Regions from separate parts of the Mus musculus genome. Here region 2 is linked to region 1. Evidence: chromatin loops called from intact Hi-C (ENCODE). Cell type or tissue: left cerebral cortex. All regions are shown on one strand. Links, peaks and the distances in the headings refer to the core of each region. The heading gives the core; the rest is flanking DNA.

Evidence for each region. Hi-C counts contacts between places; a loop is a spot of excess contacts. Peaks named below come from ENCODE experiments on the same cell type or tissue, not always from the same donor. Only the 100,000 strongest peaks of a DNase experiment are listed, where the experiment ranks them.
Region 2: a loop joins it to region 1, with 4 times the contacts of the local background. A loop is called at or near these places in 10 of 42 quality-filtered maps.

Annotation. Positions count from the first base shown.
Region 1 is chr12:88,988,978-88,997,316 of GRCm38, forward strand. All of the region lies in intron 3 of Nrxn3 (neurexin III), which reads left to right. Among named protein-coding and RNA genes, the nearest start is that of Gm40537, 20 kb to the left of the region's middle. In left cerebral cortex, for the core only: CTCF peaks have their summits at 3,334 (motif pointing right) and 7,439; DNase peaks (open chromatin) are centred at 1,995, 3,371, 4,955 and 7,414; H3K27ac peaks cover 1,360 bases.
Region 2 is chr12:89,297,497-89,305,835 of GRCm38, forward strand. The region is part of intron 7 of Nrxn3 (neurexin III); the gene reads left to right. Among named protein-coding and RNA genes, the nearest start is that of Gm40537, 330 kb to the left of the region's middle. In left cerebral cortex, for the core only: a CTCF peak has its summit at 4,722 (motif pointing left); a DNase peak (open chromatin) is centred at 4,717.

The DNA of each region.
Region 1 (8,339 bases), core at 152-8,151:
GACATTGAATCCCACTTGATGTGAGCTCCGGGATGAGGAAGAACAGCTACTCCTGATTCTGAAGTCATAATATCAAAGTGGGTGAAAGTTGCGTTTTTTGAGACAGGTGGACAGATCAAGATACCTAGTTATTTCTCTTGTGGCTCTGGCAAAAAACAAGCAAGGAAAGGAAATTTTATTTTGGCTCACAGTTTGAAGATCTCACAAGGATGGCGATAGGGGGAGGCATTAGAGCAGGAACATGACACAGGTGGTCACATCACATCTCCAGAAGAAGCAGAGAGAAATGAACACTAGTGCTCATCTTACCTTGTCACTTTGTTGAATCTGTGACTGAAGCCTATGGTCTGGTGGCACCCTCACACAGGGTGGCTCTTCTCTCCTCCATTAAACTTTTATGGAAACACCCCAGAAGACATACTCAGAGGACGGTGCTTCTAATCCAGTTGATCGTGAAGGATAGCCATCACACTGTGTCTGTGGTTCTGGTCCCAAAGCCTGCTGCTTATGCTTAGGCCCTTGCCGATTGGTGCAGGATCATATGTGTGGAGCTGCTTTGCAAATGGTGTGAATGGGAGACAGGGATACACGATACTTGTTGGCTCATAACCTCATTTTAGTTCTCCTTACTCATTGGTGGCTAGTGACCACCACAGGAGGCTTGACAGTGTATGGAGCTGAGCATCTCTATGTACATTTACTAGTCACTCTTGTCAACCTCTTCCTCCTACACTTTCTGATACAGTCATTATGAGATGCACTATCACGGAAACAAACAAAACCTCACTATGAATTCTGCTCTCTCCAGATTTATAAATAAATTCTCACTTGACCTATTCCTTCTTCTATGGAACTTTACTTTTATCTTCATATCGGGTTAATGAGTTGGGGTGTGGGGCCTGGGGAAATAGGCTTAAGTAAGGTCAAAGTCACATGTGAATGTTAAGAGAGGATTGGAAAATAGTGTTCATTTGAGCACCCACTAGGTGCTCACATTGTTCTCTGGGTATTGGCTGCTTTTTCTGTAGTCTTCTTGACAATGTCACAAAAAAGCATAGCTCCCCAGTTTTACTGGTGCAGAGACTGTTAAACCCTTAGGGGTTAACTAAGAATCAAGATCACATAGCTGGGAGACTCCAGACTCACTGTCTTTTTTTTTTTTTTTTTTTTTTGAAATAGCACACGGTTATTTCTCCAAATTGTCTTTCACATAGCCTGCACATGTTAGATAGATCTTGTACTAGTCACCAAAAGGATGAAATAATTGACATAACACTTGGAGAACAAGCCCAGGACCTGACACAAAGCCACAGCTCCACAGACAAATAGCATTATTTTTAGATTTAATAGCTTATAAGGGAGGTGGTCCTTATAATATGTTGGAATGTGAAAAGAGAGAATCTTGGCTAACTGTAGCTGGCTTATTAGGGGTAGTGCAGGGTAAATGTCACTATGGCTAACTTGCCCCAGACTACCTGGTGAAGACGTAGCAGCTGCTTCCATTAGTGTTTGTGTTTGCTTCGACCTAAATGCGGCTTTCCTCTTCTAGTCTTGGCCTTATTTCGAGGTGATTTTTATGTCATGGCCTGTATACAGTTTTCTGAGCATACCCTTTAGTCAGCATCAGAGAATTTAGCTTGAGAGCTTTAAATTGGAGAGTAGCATTGTGTGTCATGGAAGGATGATGCTGAGTTGGATATAGTGGTGCATGTCCAAACATACTCACCTAAACCAAACCGCTTCCCCCTCAAAAAGCCTTGAGTTCTCTGTCCATGGTGCCGTACCCAAAACTCCCTGAGGTAAGAAACCTGGGCCCTCTCATCTCCTAAACCTATCTTTCCTGAGTAGAGAGACCACAGTTCTGTGGAAACAAGTCTGGGCTGGAAGCTAGGAGATTTAGTGACAGTTCCAATCACTTGCTCTGTGGCCCCAGGCAAACTAGCCAACCTCTCTGTTTCAATGTTCCCACTGGTAAAATTGAGTTGCTAACATTCTGTCATTCCCGGCTCGGAGTGCTGCTGATTTTTCTGTGAGTAAGTGAGACAACAGATGTTAAAGTGGGATATGAATGCTCTGTATGATTATGTTGCTATTATTGCCTCTCAGCCTTTTAATCATACATTTTGACTGTATCGCTTTAATTCACGGAGGCACCCTAAGGCCTAATAACATATAATGCAGTGAGCAGAAAAATCAAACAAACAGATAAATGCACTGGGGGAAAGAAGAGATAACTTTACTATGGATTTCAAGCTTGTGAATATATGGCTGGATAGCTTAGAGTATGTCTCTAAGAAGAAAGATAATAACCAGCGAAGAGTCACCATGTCTGGATGGATAGACAGTGAAGAAGACCACCTTGAAAACTCATTCCTGCTCTGCTTTTGAAAGGATTCTTTGCCCTCCATGAAATGGCTGCAACCATTTTCTTTTGTTTATTGTACTTGCTACCATCCAGGCTATAGGGGATAGAATCCCTAGGTTGTGTATTCTCCTTACAAAACATGGAATCACAATAAACTAAATCCTTACCTCTGAAAGACTCACTTTCTCCATCAAGAAAATGGGCTTCATAGCAGCAATAACTGAAGGTGATGAAGATCACATTTTAAAAGGAGTTTGGGTAGGTGGTAGCTGTCACGATTCTCCCCTGGTATGCTTTGGTACAGGTATTCTATTAAAAGGTCTTTAATTGTCTACTTTTTTTTTTGCCTTTTGTGCATTGTTTTAACTTTTCCAGATGTATTTTTCTCTGATTCTTTTTGTTAAAATTTTATCTTTCAACTCAGAGATCAAACACTGCCATTTCTGACTAATTTAACCATAAGTGGTAGTTTTTCCTACCTAGACTTCCTTTACTATGAACATTTTACCCCAAGAAGGGACTTGTGATTACCTAAGTACATCACTGCTTTCCTCAATGGATGATAAGATCCTGGAAGATGAGATCAGATCTAGCATAGTGCCTGGATTGCAGTAATTGTCCAGAACCTACTTAAATGCACATGTAAGGGCAATGTATGCATTACCTGTCCTCTTAACCTTTGGCAGTAGAGTATGGCTAGAGGAGGTGAGCAGCTACCCATGGCTATTGATATATTGACTGAGAACATTGGGCTTGTATAGTCAAATGGGAGCTTGAATGAGGGTTCCAATTTGGAATAAGGACATGGGAACTGTTAAAGACACATTTCATCATGGTCATTCTTGGTCTAGCCTTGGTCTTGGAGATGTTATGAAAACACAACATTGGCTTTGAAAGGTTTCTTTTTATTTCCAAGCCCAGAGCTAGTGAGCAGTCATGAATCAAGAAATTGTGTAATATGTAATCCTACCAGAAGGTGGCACACTACACTAGTTCCACGGTCTGTTGGCTTTGCTCCTGGGGATTCCCCAAATAAATGTGGGTATTTTGACAGGTAGCATTCCGTGGTGTCTTGCCTATTCTAAAGCCACTGCCTCCTTATTCTGTCTCCATCCCTATGGCACTCTGCTTCCCCATGAGGTATAAAGATGAAAGTGATTCTAGTCCATGGTGAAAACAGCCAATGGATTTTCACCTCTTGGAAGATTTCTGCTGAGGTAAGATGAAGGGGTTGAGGCTACTTCTCAGTTTCTGCGTAGCTACATATCCAACTCAAAGCATAAAACCTTTTAATTCCCATTGTATTAGTAGGGAGTTATTGGTCATTGCCCCTTTTTCAATCAAGGCATGGGAAGAAGGAGAAACGATCACTCTCTTCCTTCCTTCCTTTCTTCCTTCCTTCCTTCCTTCCTTCCTTCCTCCCTCCCTCCCTCCCTCCCTCCCTCTCTCTCTCTCTCTCTCTCTCTCTCTTTCTTTCTTTCTTTCTTTCTTTCTTTCTTTCTTTCTTTCTTTCTTTCCCTCCCTCCCTCCCTCTCTCCCTCCCTCCCTCTCTTTCTCTCTCTCTCTCTCTCTCTTTCTTTCTTTCTTTCTTTCTTTCTTTCTTTCTTTCTTTCTTTCTTTCTTTTCCTTGATGCCTCTGAACTCTCTTATTATTTCTGATTCCTTGTGTGAATTATGGGGAAACACTTCACTTTGTGCCTCTCCCTGATCTCCTATGTGTGCTTAATTTTATTTATATTGCTCTTTATCATCTTCTTGGACTTTCACAAAATATTTCTATGGTGTATAGTGCAAGTAATCATCTCATTTCTTAAAACCCAAGTGATAAAACCTCCTACAATTCTCTGCAATCATCAATCCTGTCTTCCCACAGGGCTGGGGACATGACTTAATCGCTAAAGTGCTTGCCATGCAAATGTGGGGTCCTGAGTCACATTACTAGGACCCACGTAAGAAAGCCTCGTAAGAAAGCCTGGTATGGTGATATGTGCATATAATTTCATTATTGAGGAAATGGAGACAAGAAGACCCCTAGAACTTACTGGCTAGTCAATCTAGTCAAATTAATAAAGTCCGGATGACTTTGAAAAACTTTGCCTCAAAGGGTAAGGTAGACTACTGCTCTAAGGAGTGACATCCAAGGTTGACCCCTGTCTCCACTTGCACATGGACAACAAACATACATGTGAGTCTTACAGGAACACATACAGCTACACACATAAATGCAACAAAGAGTTGGTTTACATGCATCATTTAATTTTTGAATATCTATTGGTTTTTTATGTAAATGCATAGTTTGCCTGCATATATGTTCATTCACTGCTTGTGTGATTGGCACCTGTAGAGAGCAGAAGAGGCCATACTGGAGTCTCTAAAACTAGTTACAGACAGACATGAGGTGCCATATGGGAGCTGGGATTGAAACCTAAGTATTCTGGAAAAGCAGACAAATGTTGTTCAGTGATGTGCCATCTCCCCAGCCAAGATTTAATTATTATTTTTAATTTATGTGTGCACATGTGGGTATGTGCATGTTAGCACAGGTACCCACGGAGGCCGGAGGCATCCTTAAAAGCAGCGAGGCACCCCAGGTTTATGCTGGGAGCTGAGCTCCATCCAGTACTCCGCAAGAGCTGAATGCACTCTTAGTTTCTGAGTCATCTCTCCAGCTGTTTGCTTTTTAAATATAACATATGCTAGTGCTCCTTTAAGAATGTTATACACATATGCAAGGTATTTTGATAATATTCATGTTCACTCTTTTCTCTAACTTCTCTCACACCCACCTTCATTTATCCTAACTTCCTATTATCTTTTGAAATTTTTTGTAACCCACCTAGTCCAGTTTGTGCTATCCATATACTTACCAGAGGGGACCATCCACCGAATCATGGCCAGCCTTCTAGGGACCACACCTTTAAAGAAAATGACTTCCTATCTCCCAGAAGCCATTGATTGTTGATACCTTCTCAGCTTGGGTAGGAGGGAGCTCATGAGCCCCTCACTTCTTGTTATTGAAATATTGATTAGCTTGATCTTGTGCAGGCAGCAGTCATTGTTGGGAGTTCATGGGTGCAGCTGTCTTGTTACTCTTTGACTCCAGGCCTCTGACATGTGGATCTTACAACCCTTGTATCACCCCACCCCCATTTTAAGACCATCTATGAGCCTTGGAAGGCACAGGGTGATGTTAATGTCCCATTTATAGTTGAGCACTCTACAGACTCTTATTTGACCAGTTGTAAGTTTCTGCACGGACTGCTGTTTACTCTGCAAGAAAACCTTAAAACTGATGAGTTCTAAGTGCACACTAACCTATGGGTAGAGAGGTAAGAATTTAGAGAGTATTCTGACTCTATTTGCATTTAGCAAAATAGTAGTATTAGCTTCACCCCCAAGCCTGTGAGCTTTCCAACCTTGGGTTCTTGTCCAGATTCAAGGTGCCAGGCATGTGTTGCTTCCCGTGGAGTAGGACTCTTCAGTCAGGATGTGGATGATGTCCCCCATAACATTTGTGCTACTTTCCCACCCATATTTTACCATGTTGGTCATTATTGTAGTTTATGGGTTTGCAGCTGGATAAGTCTGTTGATGATTTTCCCTCCCCCCACCCCCAACCCCAACCCCAAGCAGTGTGCTTAGCATTTTTTGATACCATAGAATCTGTGTAGCAGGGAGAAAACTTCCTGGTCACTTCCAACTTTATTTCTCTATGTGCTATGGAGAAAGCATGTGGTATCTTCTGCAAGAGGATCTTACCGTCAAGTTCTGGTGAACAACCAAGAGCTTTGACAATAGCCTGTGTTGTTTTAGGGTTGTCTGGGACATACCTGATGAACAACTTGAGGTGCAGTCTTTTTAATATCCCATAGCTTCTGGGAGGATCATTATTGCCTACATATGGCAATATCAATTACATTCTTTTATACAAACTATATATATATATATACATATATATACATAAAGCTTATAAGGTATTATGTTTTCATTTGGCTTTTCAAACATTCCCAGTGTTAATTATCTTGTCTCCCACCCATTCCTCTTCTTACATACCCCATTCAATGTGACCCTAAAAGTTACTATGATAATTTTAGAAGATAGTTATCAATATCCCTATTGTCCTTCTGAAAACACAACTCCATTACAGGAGAATGAATTTCTCAATAATATAAGAAGTACACGAGTGCCTCCATATCCATATAAAGGCATATGCTTTACTCTCTGTATCTACTGTGGATGGTGCAAATAATCCCCAAAACGGATGTAACTCACTTGATGTCTTATATTAATGATTATGGATACTGCTCAATATAAAGACTGAACCCTGGTTCTCAGCATTGTGTTCCTTTCATCACCTTTCTGTAATCTAAGCAGTCATTGGCTGTCTAGGCAGCCCACCTGGCTGGCATCCAACCTCTCAGACCCCTGAGTATGACTTGGTCTCCACTGATTCTGACCCAGAGGAAAAATGTGTAGAACTCATCAGGAAATTATCTTTCCAAAGTTAAAAATAGATTAAAAACAAAGGCTGAGGAAAAAAAAAACTCATCAGCATGCTAACAATGACTGTTTAGATAATGGAGTTGTGGACAGTCTGCTTTTATTTCTCTGTTTCTGTAGTCTTAGAAACTCAGTGAGACTTTATTATTGAAAAAGAAAGAAAGCAAGCGTGACAGTCCAGGTACCAGAGTGGATGTGTCATATGTGTGCTACTTGGTGCTGCTAAATTGGAGTAAGTTGCATGGTGGATGAGTCAAAAAGCAGACATTGTGTTTGTCTTGTAAATAAATGCCACAGCAGGGCCTTTATCATTCTTTAACTCCCTTTTCTTCTTTAGAGCCCCAGTGATAGTCTCAGTTGCCCTGTCTCATACCTTGCTTCTGCCTTGGGGCCCCAGGGTCAGTCATTGTGAAAATGCATAGGCATGCATAGGGCCCGGCAGGCCAGAAAAGATAGAAGGAATCTGGGAATCAGAGCCTCCCATCTCTCTGCAGAGCTGCTGGTTTGAGCTCCTCACTCCACCTGCTGTGGACCTGTGGACTTACATAACACATTCACAGGACTTCATTTTCCAGTAGATTGAAAGCAAAGCCACTGTTGATTTTCTCCAAAAAGATCTATTTGGAAGTGCAATTGCCTGGAATTACATGGTGGGGCGAGAGGCCAGACCTTGCTGTAAATAACTTTCCTCTCAGCCACACACAGAGGCCCAGCTACCATCACTGTCTGTGCTGCGGGCACTTCTGTTTGATGTGGAATATTTATATATATATGAACACAGGTGTGCATAATCTCAGGCTGTTACTTAGCTCATTGCCCCTTCTACTTCTGGAGCCTTGCATCTAAAGGACAGCATCTAAACCCGAGATAAAGAGGAGGAGACACTGGGTTTGTGTCTCTGGTCCCCTATATCAGCCCATTTGTGTGACTTCTTTCCTACTACATATGCCACCTACCCATGGGTTTTTGGAGCTGTATGAGGCCCAAGTCTCGTGAGCATATCCTGGGGTGGCTCAATGAACAAGCAGCGGACTTATTATACAAGAAAATATCCGAACTGTGGCACCAAGGGTGCCAGTGTCAACTCATGGGGTCTTAGAGTAGTACTTACATCTGAGCTTCTGTATCTATACATGAAATCAAGCATACTGCTAAAACCACAACCTACAACAAATAGCTAAAGCCAACCAATTGGTGACAGGGTGGGGGTCAAGAGTACCTCCATCTCAGTGTTCATATGGGGATAAAAGGGAATAATGCCGAGAAATCACAAGACACAGCATCTGACAGCTGGCATGTGCTCTGAAAATTCTGTGGTATTCTGTCTTGCATTTGTCACAATTGTGACAATTGAAATATGAATCAAACAACAATGGGTTTGAAAGTAGCATGGCTCAAGCAAAGGCTGGGTAGGATTCTGTAAAGTATTGGATGCATTTTGGGGGGGACTGACTTTGCTTCTAAAAAGGCATGG
Region 2 (8,339 bases), core at 257-8,256, 310 kb after region 1:
AGCATGCAGAGCATGAAATCCTTTCCAAGCATTTACAGGGAAGTAGGTAGTTAGGAGAGCCTCTCAGGAGACAGCTATATCAGGCTCCTGTCAGCAAGCACTTGGTGGCATCCACAAGTGTCTGGGTTTGGTGATTGTATATGAGAGACCCTGCCAGTGCCTGACAAATACAGAAATGGATGCTCAAAGCCATCCATTGGACTGAGCATAGGGTCCTCAATAAAGGAGCTAAAGAAAGGACCTAGGGAGCTGAAGGGGTTTGTAACCCTATAGGAGGAACAACTATATGAACTAACCAGTACACCCAGAACTCCCAGGGACTAAACCACCAACCATAGAGCACACATGGAGGGACTCATGGCTCCAGCTGCATATGTAGCAGAAGATGGCATAGTCGGACATCAATGGGAGGAGAGGCCGTTGGTCCTGTGAAGGCTCTATGCCCCAGTGTAGGGGAATGCCAGGGCCAGGAAGTGGAAGGGGGTGGGATGGTGAGCAGGGGGAGAGGGAAGGGGTTAGGGGGAGGGAGTTTTCGGAGGGGAAACCAGGAAAGAGGATAACATTTGAAATGTAAATAAAGAAAATATCCAAGAGAAAAAGAGAAAAAAACCAAAAAACAAACAAACAAACAAACAAACAAACACCAAGGAGAAGCAGAAGACTGGGATTTGGGTGACAGGCTGTGAATTATCTCCAAGTCCAACTGACCACAGTGACATTGGTGAGTATTCATTCTTGCTGAACCAGCAGTGACAATTCCCAGGTAACCCTGCAAGTACTGGGAGAAAGTGGTGCACAGCACCTCTCCGGAGCTTAACTTTAGAGCTTGGGGGTTGGGACCTCAATGGTTTCTCCTGCTGTGTCCTTTATTTCACATGCATTGACACTGCTCAGGCTTTGGGCTATTTAGAGCATCTCTTCTCTTCCTTTGTGGCTCGGGCTGTTGTCACCTTTACCATAAGATATGTTACCTGAAAAGGCTTTTAAGACGATTCAATCTATTCCCTCCTGCCCCTGTGGATGTAAAGGAGAATTCTCCATTGCCCCATAGCATTATTCTTGGATGCTCTCAGTGAGTAATGATGACAATGGTTGCTAAGCTGCAATGCTTATTCTGTGCTAGATATGGGTCTCTCATATGTCATTAGTTCCGTCAGGCCTTAACAAAAATTATAAGCAGCATTTTATAAAAGAGGAAATGGGAGAAATGAATGATAGAAAACTTACCTGAGCTGTAACTGGCAGAAATGAAGGCCAAAGAAAAATTGGAGCTCTTGTACTGCTTAGGTCTAGAAGGGCACTTTATACTTTGGTCCTCCCAGTACAGAAGCCCCCTCTTCAGGGGTTGAGGAGGCCAGTGGTGTAATGCGTGACTAGCAGATGCCATACCTAGATCAATCCTTGGTACTCAAAAAGTAGATAGACAGATGATAGATAGATAGATAGATAGATAGATAGACAGACAAGACATAAAATAATTTCACCGAATGAGAATTGGTAATGTCCACCCAGCTACCAGTTGATTGCTGGTTTTTGTTTCTGCTTTCCAGGGGTAAGGGTGCAGGAATTCAACACTTTGGACAGCAATAGACTACAATTAGTTCAGAAAATGTAAGATGTTTCTGAAAGCAAGATAGAAATGAATGGATTGATTAAAGTGGAAAGTCAGTAATTAGAGCTTAGTTGGTGTTTTTCTTTTTGGTTAAGTGTAAATCTTGTTTCCTGTACTAAAGCCACTTCTACTAAGCTGGGTTTGGCTCTCCTTGGGTAGGACCTCCAGTTATTCTAATGTAAGTATGGCCTCAGATCACAAAGCCACCCTGGTCTTCTCAGTAGCAAAGCCAGGGATGGAGAACATAAACGGTGTAATGCCTACTGAGCATATGACGTATACTCGGTCAGTCCTTCATACTCTAAAGTTAGATAAATAGATAAAACCAGATAAAACTCCTCAGAGAATGAGAGTTGGTAATGTCCTCTGTTGCTCTATGTGCTTGTAGTCTCCTCAGCCCCAGGTCTTGACACCCCCAGTACCTCAATTTCTCAGTTCTTGGCATCAGGCCTTCTCTCATTTCCAAGGGCTTGCTCAGTTGTTTCCCATTGCTGAGTTTGCCCGTGTCATTCCCAATACCTGGGATTGCCTTATCCATTTTTTTTCCCAACCGAAACTTTCATGTCAGTTGAAAGACAGCTTACTTTAAAAATCTTCCCCCAACTTTCTCTACCTAGAAAACTTGTATTTTATGTTTCATTATTTCCATACACCTTTCCATGTCTTTACATATGAAAAGTATACTCTAAGAGTGAGGTCATTTTCAAAGCATCATCTCCATCCTCATGAGTACCAGGCTTACCCAGGAAGTGGAAACTCTCCAACCCAACCCGAAACCTACTCAGCCAGAGACTCTGCAGTGGACTGGGTCAGTGTACCAAGGCTAAGCTCACCTGGGTCAGTATGCGGCCTTAGCTCTTGCTTTTCTCCTTCTATCTGGACAGATGGACAGCTCTTCCCTGATGCATTTACTTCCCACTCCTACGCAGTGCTCACTCACCTAGTAATTTCCTGCATGGATAAATAATTTTGTTTGACTTTGTAACATTTGTTTAAAGAAGATGATTTGTAACAGTCTTTAAAGGAAGACTGTTTTCAATTTTACAGATTAAAAAAATGAGAGGCCTTGTAGTCCCTAGGACAGAGACATGGCAAGTCCAGTGTATTCACAAATTTTCTCTTTGGAGAAAATGCCCACAGTGGGATGGGTATGCCTCTATTAAGTAGATTCTACCATTGAAGAAAGGTGTCCATGCACCATCTGAAATGAACCTTCTTTCCTTTCTCCTTTACTAAAGCATTTATTGACGATACTGTACCAAATGCTCCTGGGGGTGGGGGTATCCAAAAGGATACTGTCCTCAAAGACCATATATTATCTCGATGTCTCTCTGCCTGCAGTGTGTGTAAGCATGAAAGCCTGTTGCAGATTCACATGTGTATTCAAATGCCAAGCAGATAGTGATACAAAAAAATGACAATATAAACTACTTTCACTTGGAAAATATAGGTAATGCATTTTCATGATTTTGCACATGAAAATGATGAGACCTATTTTCACAAGGCTTGCTTATGACAACAAAATAATACCGGGGACATCTTATTTCTCATCCAAATATTTATTTACCCCAAACAATTTAAGACTATCCTATACAATGTGTATGGATACTTTCTGGGAAGTGTAATGTCCCAGGAAAATAATTGATACATTTTCAACACTACTACATGGTTCACGATAGAGTGGAAGTTGGGTTGTGTGTTCCTTTAAATCATTTACTTCATTTCTGTCTTGCTCCCACTTTTAAAAACTGCCTTTGTTGAAAAGAAAACAAGACCAAAAAAAAAAAAAAAACCCAACAACAACAACAACAACAAAACCAACCCAGCTGTACTTGGCAGCTGGTTTGGAATGATGGCATTGAGGAACAAGGGAATTTGCACAATTAACAGCTATACATAGATCCAATTCCGGCGTGAGCATGTTTAATGGTGTGCCACCCGCCTGGTTCCATGTGATAGGCTGATTAAAATCTTATTTACATTTCTTCCAGGTTCTTACACATCCTGTATTTCTTCTTAAATTTTTATTTGGTTATTGGATTCCGTGGAGGGCAATGAGCCTGGAAAAGAATAGTCCCTCTTCCCAGCTGATGCCAGTTTTATATCATATTTACTCTCAATTTGAAAAGCAGCTTCATAAGCCTGTGAAAGCGCTTATCTCCATCCACTATATCTACCTTAAAAACCACTACATCTTAAGGGCCGTTATGCAGAGTCTCGCATCAATTATTAAAGAAGGATCCGTCGTCAAGTGGATACCTCTGATGTCATAGACGAAGCTGGATATCAGGAGAGGGAGCCTATGATAGCCACTAAATGCTATGATGAGCATTTGAATTTCAAACGCAATATGGTTCCTGGGCTGGATCCTGGAGCTGAAAGCGAAGTGTGAGCTCTGAATACCTTCTTCTGTGTAGTCAGTGGGACTGTGTCAATGCTAATTTCTTACTTCTTGAAGAAAGTACCATCGATTTCCATAAAGAGTTAATGCTTTTAAAACTCCTTTGCAATTTATACCCTACCCCTACCTTAGGAGATGTGTGAAGAGTGACATTGACAAAAGAACTTGCATCTATTGTTGATCAAGGCTTCAAAAGAAAACATGGCCTTTTGAAAGCAGGTACTAAGATTGAATCCAGACAATGTGATACCTGCTTGTTACTTTATAATTGCCTGATCCTGGGTCAGGTTCTCCATCTACACGACGGACGTGTACGTATTGTTTTGCTTACACAGTTAATGGCACTACTCACCATAAATATAAAAAGAAGTACTGTGCAAAGACAATAATTGCTGTGCTTGGGAAATGTGTAAGAGGCACTCAAAGCTGTCTGTCCATCTACAGCCTACATCACTCAAATCTTTGGCAATCTAACCTCACTCCCCGCATCCACTCCTTCCTCCTTTTCCTTCAAACAAAAGAGCGGGCCTCCTAAGGAAATCCACCAAACATGACCTAACACGTTACAACAAGACTAAGCACAAACCCTTCTGTATCGCAGTTGGATTAGGCAACCCAGACCAAGGAAAAGGGTCAAAGAGCCAAAGAAGTCCTTTTCCTGAAAACATGACCAAATATGTGCTTTATCCCCCTCTGGTGGCCATCCCATGAATTGCAGGCATTTTGGGCCTCCAGTGATTGGAAAGAGTAAGTCTAGACAGCTCCTTATGAATTTCAGTAGCTCTGCTCCAAGTTCCACCTTGAGGGCAGTTCCATCCATTTTTCTTTCTTATGGAATCTCAAATGGGCTTGCAACAATAGTGTTCGGCTAAATGTGTCATTTTCTAAGAATGCTCTAATGCTTTTACCCGTACACCTCCAGGGTTTATTCCGGGTTTACTCCGTCACGCTGTTGTCCTCTTCTGCTTTATTTCCTGCCTGCTTAGCCTGTAGGAGGAGGAAGAAAAATTCTACGCTAGTGGAATCGTGCCCTGACTAGTGTCTCTAGCAAAGGCATATAGCCATGGATCATTCCCAGAGGGGAACCATCTAAACTTCTGTTCTGTATTCTTTCATTTTTGTTCTCTGTGGCCCAGACAAGCCATGCTGCTGGCTTAGGAAGTGGGGGGGGGCTTTCAGCAATGAATTTACCTCCCCCTAGCCTTAGCTTTCGTCAAAGAGAAACATATTTTCACTTAAACTTTACCCACACAACACAAACGTACATGGATGAGCCCCTCATCCAGAGTAGCCATGGGCAGTTGAAAATCAGAGGCAGGCTGGAACACAAGACACTGCCCAACTGGGGAGTGGGGAGAGATGGCTTCAACTTCTATCCTAAGCCGCCATGACATTTCATGTTATTATATAGCAATGATAAATAATGCGATAGGTATGAAATAGTTCTTATTGAATTTCCCAACAATACTAGAAAATAATATATATATATGTATATATATATATTTCAAATAAAGAAAGTGGGGCTTGAACAGTTTTCCTAGGTGAGATGCAAGGCTATGGGAAGCAGGAGAAAACTCATGCCTACACCAATATAGCTGAGTACTGTCACTTAGTAGTCTTTTCTCATGTGTATTCTTCATTCACATCACATAGCCTTCATCAATCTTTACATATAATTTTCCCCCTGGAGATTCTGGAATTGGCTTCACATTGCTTCTTTGCTCTGACTCTAAGCAGTCATTATTTCTTGATTAGGGTTGGCATAGATGATAAATCCTATTTTCCATTCAGTGAATAAATGTTTATTAAAGAAAAGGAGGAAGAAAAAGATTCTCTTGGCCAAAGTAGCCAAAAGAAAGCTTCACTAAGGACTATAAATTCAACTCAGCCTTGGAGCAATGGCACAGGGCCTAGATAATTAGAGATAATTGTGATAGTAACTTTATTATTGGGGGCTTTCTATCAGCTACCTCTTGACATTGGCTACTGTTAGTCCATTTTTTTTTAAAGCACATAGCTGGACTGGCCAGATGTTCAGTGAGGGCCCAAGCTTAACTTCCCAGAAATTACATAAAAGCTAGCTGTATGTCAAGAGCATCAGCAATTCTAACACTTCTATGGGAAGATGGAGGATAGAGATGAGAGATCCCCAGAAGCTCCTGGGTCAGCTAATCTCTCATACCATGGCACACACAACATAGAGACCCTGTGTCAAATAAGATGAAAGACCAAGAGAGGCATTGAAGGTTGATCTTTGGCCTCAATGCATACACCATGGCATGCTTACTTCCTTATTTCTACATAGGAACACACACACACACACACACACACACACACACACACACACACACACACACACAGAGAGAGAGAGAGAGAGAGAGAGAGAGAGAGAGAGAGAGAGAGAGAGAGAGAAAGTACAGAGGTACTGAGGTTAGGCGGCTTGTGGGAGATCACACAGGTCTCCCAGCAAAACTGTAGTTCCCACAGTGGATCTAGAGTTCACACTTTAACACATCACATGATTTTAAGAATGCTTGTATTCATTCAGTCAGTTCTTTATTTTAACTCACTGTCACAGAAGAAGTGTTTCATTACAAGGAATGAGTGAATATCTTCTCTTTTTGTAAATAAAAGAAAAAAAATGTTTCTAGGTAAGTGAAAAGGCAAGACCAAAAAGATAGACGTAGGCATGCTAACACTGTTACTGTTGGATGGCATTTGATGGGCCACAGAGTGAACACACATTTGGTAAGGTAGATGGGGAGCAATCTAAGAAATTTGGGTTTCGTTTATCTCTTGATGTGAGGGTTGTCACTCTCTCTGGCTATTCTGTTTTATAGTCCTGCATGATGCAGATTATATGTAATTACTTATACAAGTGCTTATTTTATACTTGGTTGGTTATAGTCTGACAAAGTAATCTCCTCCGTGTGTGTGTGTGTGTGTGTGTGTGTGTGTGTGTGCTGTATGTGCATGTATATTTGATATGCATGTGAAAGCATAAATTTTTATGCCTTCAGCACACAAAGGACGTTACTGTCTTCTGTTGTTAATCTTTACTTTATTTCCTGGGGAGAGGGTCTTTCACTGAGCAAGAAGCTTGCCAATTTGGCTTGTTGATAGGCTCCTAGGATCTGCCTTCATCTGCCTCCCAGTGCTCAGGTTATAGGCACATGTACACTTGACCTCGTATTTACAGCAGGGCTGAGAATTTAAACATAGGCCCTCATGCTTGGAGAGAAGCAATATTATGAAGCCATCTCTCCAAGACTCTCCTGAGCCTTAGGAGATGGGATGAGTTTAACACTTGTGATATGTTTCTACATGTGGAAAGTCAGCATGGAAAAGTGAGAGGTTTGTCTTGGATAACAGTAGCTATCATGTCTAATTCTAATGAGACCTTGGTTATTGACAACTATTTCTTCTGCTTTTCAAGGAACCAATTACCAAACAGGGCAGTTAAGATCCTGTAACAATACATTTAGAATTTTCTGTGGTGAGCAAGTTGCATGTAAATTGGAGGCATTACAGCCAGTTTCATTATATTATCCAAGTCAAATGCCATACTTAGAACAGGAGAAAAGAAATCAATCATGAGAGCCATCTTCACTGAGAAGTCAGTTGTAGGAAAAGACAGAAATGGATCAAAATTCCCCCAGTAGTCACTCCCCCCCCCCCTTATCCGCTATCCTGAGAAAAATCCTATGTCTCAGAAAATGGAATTAATCCAGGTAGTATTTGGATTGCTGCTGCTACTGATAAAGTTGAGAGGAATGAGGCTCCAGCTACCAATGGGCTGAGAACACAAAAGTCAAATCCCATTAAAAACTAGGGGGAATTGCCCATGAAATAAGGTGGCTTTGTTGCTGTGCGGGATGGCTCTGATTTCCAGGGAGGACTGCACACTTAATCAGCCTCTCTCAAGATATTTAGCTTATTTAACTCGATGACATTCGTACCCATAACGCTTTCATCGCTCATCTCAGGCAGAGGAGACAGTCTTGGAGGCGAACAGCACTGAGGCTGAGCTTCCACTTCCGATGTGTTCTGTCATCTCTAAGCTCTATCAGTGCGATGACACTGGGACTATTTGAAAAATAATAATCGTGTTAATGAAAGTGTCTGTGGCTGGTGGTAAAATGTACTTTGGGGCCTCAGAAAAACTAACCAGGATTAACAGAGAGTTGTTTTTTATATGAGAGATTCCCCCCAGGACTCCCACGTATCAGCATGTTAGAAATGAGGGCTAGGGCTGGGGGGCAAAGGATGGAAAGCATTTGAAGTGAGCTGAGAGAATGAGGTGGGGCAACAAGGTGGTCAGCTTTT